2 separate regions of the Homo sapiens genome follow, and region 1 is linked to region 2. Evidence: read pairs that join two places in POLR2A ChIA-PET (ENCODE). Cell type or tissue: PC-9. All regions are shown on one strand.

Region 1 (2,500 bases), 400 kb after region 2:
GGGAGTGAGAGGAGATGATGTGATCGCCCTTGGCCCTACTCTTATATCCGGAGCCAGCGGTGGGACTTAGACCGCAGCATCCTGACCTGACTTCCAGGCTCTGCTTCCAGCGGGAGAGCTTCTCCAGCAGGCTGAAGACACATGCAAAATTAAGATACACTTTCAGGCTGGCTTTTATGATAAAAACCCCAACTTAAAATTTTTTTCCATAAGTTACTGGGGGGCAGGTGGTATTTGGTTACAAGAGTAAGTTCTTTAGTGGTGCTTTGTAAGACTTCGGAGCATCCATCACCCATGCAGTATATACTGCACCATATTTGTAGTATTTTATCCCTCGCCCCCCTCCAACTCTTCCCCCTAAGTCCCCAAAGGCCATTGTATCATTCTTATGCCTTTGCGTCCTCATAGCTTAGCTCCCACGTATCAGTGAGAACATATGATCTTCGGTTTTCCATTCCTGAGTTACATTACATAGAATAATAGTCTCCAATCTCATCCAGGTCACTGCAAATGCTGTTAATTCATTTCTTTTTATGGCTGCATAGTATTCCATCATTGTATTATGAAAATTTTCAAACACACAGAAAAGTGGAAACAATTGTAAAGTAGACACTCTAGGTTCTACAGTTAATATTTGCGGTACTTTATCACACATCTACCCACCCGTTTATCTCTCATCCATCAACCCTTGGCATCTTGTGTTTAATGCATTTCAAAGTAACTTGCGGACCTCCATTTGTTTCCCTAAATATTTCACCTGGCGTATCATTAATTAGAGCTTCATATTTGTTTACAGTCCTTTTTTGAGGTAAGATTTAGATACAGTGTTATGTGCAAATGCTAAGTGTACATTCATTGAGTTCCAACAAGTGCATAAACTTCTTTCAAGGCTTAGAACATCCCCAGAACCCTAGAAGTTTCTCTAATGCCCTTTCCAAGCAATACCCCCTTCAATCTTCAGAAGCAAGCACTGCTCTTATTTTTTCTTCACCACAGATTTGTTTTGCCTGTTCTAGAACTTTATAGAAATGAAGTCATGTCGTATGTAGTCAGTTCTGTCTGGCTCCTTCCGTTCAGTGTGTTTTGTGCTATATTCATGTCATTTGTGACGTGCTGAGGATTCATTTCTTTTTGTTAGTGAGTAGTATTCCATTTTAAGAAGATATAATTTGTTTTTACATTCTCCTCTTAATGGGCTGTTTCTGGGTTTTGGCTATGATTCATAAAACTGGTGTGAACAAATATTTTTGTGGACATAAATTTTCCTTTATCTTGAGTAAATATCGGATTGAAATGGTTGGGTCTGGGGTAGGTGTATTTTCGGTTTTATAAGAGACTTCCAGGCCCTTTTCCAGATGGTTGCACCACTTTACATCCACCAGCAATGCTTGTGCGTTCCAGTTGCTCCACAGCAGCACCACTAAAGTCTTTTTAAAATGTTAGCGATTCCCGAGTGCAGCATGTATAACCTTCCAAAAAATTCAACATCATCTTCCGCTGTGTTTCCATCCATCTGAAGCCTGTTAGAATTTATCCAAATCCAAATCAGTAAACCCAGAGTCAGTTCTCCAAAAATTGTGTGGAAAATCTAAAATTTATCTTTACTACTGCTGGCTGCCCCCTCTTGGCACTTCTGTGCTCTTAGGCACCAGGAATTTGGTAACCTGGTTTCTCATCTCTTCCATTGTTTTGTTTTGTTGGAGAGAGAGTCTCACTCTGTCACCCAGGCTGGAGTGCAGTGGTGCCATCATAGCTCACTGCAGCCTCAACCTCCTGGGCTCAGGTGATCCGTCCACCTCAGCTTCTCAAGTAGCTGGGACTTCAGGTGCACGCCACCGCACTCAACTAATTAATTTTTTTTTTTTTTTTGTATTTTTTTCTACAGATGAGGTTTCATCATGTTCCCCAGGCTGGTCTCATACTCCTGAGTTCAAGCAATCCACCTGCCTTGGCCACCCAAAGTGCTGGGATTACAGGTGTGAGCTACTGCGTCTAGCCCTCTTCCATCGTTTTCAAGGAGGGATCAGGGGTCAGCTGTTCGCAACTTGGTACGAATGAGTTTGTCATTGGATCACCTCCCTTGGGAGGAAGTCTTGCCCTGGGGATGTAGGAACAAGAACTAACATGCTCAGTGCCTCCTAACAGCCCCACTTTACCTAGTGTGTCAATTCCCCACAGACAAGTAAACTGAGGCCCAGGAAGCATCGTTGCCTGAGGTTGCCGAGTTGATAAGCAAAGGTCTCAGTCCCTGTGGACTCAGAGCCTGGGCTTCTCCCCTGGGACCCTGCAGCTCCACCGGCAGTTATTCCAATTCTTCCTCAGGTGTTGGAGGCTTGTATGGAAACTCCTTGCTTCTGTCTCTCGCTCAGCCCTTAGAAAACCTCCAAGAGATGGCCACTCCTGCCTGTGGTGCAGAGAACGCCCAGGCAGAAGACCCTTGGAGGCTCAGACAGAGAACTCACTGCACTTTCAGTCATCCTGGGCTGGCTCCCCGGCCCCT
Region 2 (2,500 bases):
CCCAGCCTGGTTCCATCTTCACTTCCAGAGAGGTGGTGTCTGCTGGCTCTGTTCCACGCATCTGTGCCTCCTCCAAGGGCCAGAAGGTCACACAGGGAGCCTGGGAGAGAGGTTGTTTGTAGGGCAACACCTTTCTTTGGTTTGGTTGTTTAGTTAAACAACACACATCACCATGGTGCGGGCAAAACACAAACACGCTATTCCTCTATTCTATTCTCGTCCATTCCCAAGGCCTACAGCCGCCCACGAGCAGCCACCAAGGCACGCACCCCCAGGCTCCCGAGCTCAGAAGGGCCTGTGCGTCCGTCAAATCTCTGCTGCGGACGTCTTGAAATCCTTAATACTTTCTGAACGAGGAGCTCCGCGTTTTCATTTCGCACTGGGCCCTGCAGAGTCTGTCCTGCCTGCCCACTCCTTCAGCCAAGGTTCCGGCACATCGCAGACTTTGTCTGGGGCTCTGCAGGGCTGAGGCTCATCAACAGGAGAGAACTTTGGAGCAGCAGAAGGAGATAGTAGAGGAACAGCCAAGCAGGTGGAGGATTAGGTCTGGGACACGGAGAGGGTGTCCCCTCTTCATCCCCAGGTTCTTCCTTCCAAATTGCAGGAAGGGACGGGTTGCACATACTTGCTGCATGCACTGCGTTGCAAAAGGCCGAGGAGAATGAGGGGGAAACTGCTCCCTGGGATTCTGAACCCCGCCCCCCCTCCCAGTGGATGGCCAGCTGTATTTCTGAAATGCAACCAGGGGTGAAAAGAGATTGTTCCATGTTTGTCCTCAAATACTTCACAGCAATGTCACATTAATTTTTTTTCCCTTCCTGAGTTCCGTCTGGTTTGCAGCCAAGGAAAGGAGGCAGAGAGGGCGTGGGCAGCCCACGGGTCCAGCGAAGCATCGCTGTGTCCGAGAGGCCCTGCCAGCTCGGGGCTCTGGGAAAGAGTATGGACATGCCCTCCCCATGGGCACCATCCCTTCCTCTGCCAGGGAGAACTTCCTCCTGGCTGCTGCTCCTGGCAATGGCTTATTTCCTCAACACAGTCATTAAAAATCACTCTTAGTAGTTCAAATTTAGAAACAGGAACTGGCATATATCTTATTAATTTCTAAAATAGTAAGTACAAAACCAAAGAGAAACGGAATTTTTACAACACTTTCTCCTTATTTCCTAACAAGCCCAAATGCAAAACACAAATTTATGAATGGCAAAGGCTTCAAATCAAACCTGATGATCTTTGACCTAGGGCACTGCCCATAATTTGCAGATGAAACAAGAGAGGACAGATCGGAGAGGTGGAGTAACTTACCAAAGATCACACAGCCAGGGTGAGGATCCAGTTCTTCTAGATCTTGGGCCAGGAGAAAAGGAGAGGGAGCCTGACTCAAGCTACAGTCATTGAGGTCAGAGAACCAAGGGTCACACCAGACATCACGAAGATCCAACTAGTGGCCGGAGAGAGTCACTGGGGGTGATAACCAGGCCTGTCTCCCAGCCAGCGAGGGAGTCAGGGCCTCCCAACAGAGCTAAGCGGTGCCAAGGGACCAGGTCGAGGACAAAAGGTTTATTTGATGTGAGGCATTAGCACCTACTAGCACCTTACTGTAGGGAGTTTTGTTGCATTTTTTAATTCAAAATATTTTAAAAATAATTTTATTGAGCCGTAATTCATATGCCATAGAATTCACCCAGGTAAACCGTACGATCCAATGGTGTTTAGTATAGTCACAAAGTTACACAATCATTGCCACAGTCAATTTTATCTTTATTATTATTATTAGTTTTTCTTTCCAACTTTTGTTTTCGGTTCAGGGGGTACCTGTGCAGACTCGTTCCCTGAGTAAATTGTGCATCGTGGGAGTTTGGTGTACAGATTATTTCATCACCCAGGAACCAGCATGAGACGCAGTAGGTAGCGTTTTGATCCTCACCCTCCTTCCACCGTCCACCCTCAAGTAGACTCCAGCACCTACTGTTCCTTTCTTTGTGTCCATATGTGCACAGGGTTTAGTTCTCACTTCTAAGTAAGAACATGTGGTATTTGGTTTTCTGTTCCTGCATTAATTCACTTAGGATCATGGCCTCCAGCTCCATCCATGTTGCTGCAAAGGGCATGATCGCGTTCTGTTTATGGCTGCACAGTATTCCATGGCATATATGGACCACATTTTCTTCATGCAGTCCACTGTTGATGGGCATCTAGCTTGATTCCCTGCCTTTGTTACTGAGAATAGTGCTGGGATGAACATACAAGTGCATGTGTCTTTATGATAGAAGGATTTATATTTCTAAAGGATTTATATTTCTTTTCTTTTCTTTTTTCTTTTTTTTTTTTTTGAGATGGAGTTTCGCTCATGTTGCCCAGGCTGGAGTGCAATGGCATGATCTCAGCTCACTGCAACCTCCACCTCCCAGGTTCAAGTGATTATCCTGCCTCAGCCTCCTGGGTAGCTGGGATTACAGGCGTCCGCCATCAAGCCCAGCTAATTTTTTGTATTTTTAGTAGA

Evidence for each region. ChIA-PET counts read pairs that join two places held together with the same protein. Peaks named below come from ENCODE experiments on the same cell type or tissue, not always from the same donor. Only the 100,000 strongest peaks of a DNase experiment are listed, where the experiment ranks them.
Region 1: POLR2A ChIA-PET joins it to region 2 with 11 read pairs; 3 of 35 experiments call an interaction of 5 or more read pairs at or near these places.

Annotation. Positions count from the first base shown.
Region 1 is chr21:42,052,014-42,054,513 of GRCh38, forward strand. LOC107985502 (a long non-coding RNA gene) reads left to right here. Exons shown (of 2, transcript XR_001755063.3): 2 at 1,886-2,500. Among named protein-coding and RNA genes, the nearest start is that of UMODL1, 18 kb to the right of the region's middle. In PC-9, no CTCF peak of the experiment used is centred here; no DNase peak of the experiment used is centred here; H3K27me3 peaks cover 536 bases.
Region 2 is chr21:41,650,637-41,653,136 of GRCh38, forward strand. No RefSeq gene overlaps it. Among named protein-coding and RNA genes, the nearest start is that of LINC00111, 27 kb to the right of the region's middle. In PC-9, no CTCF peak of the experiment used is centred here; a DNase peak (open chromatin) is centred at 1,375; H3K27ac peaks cover 443 bases.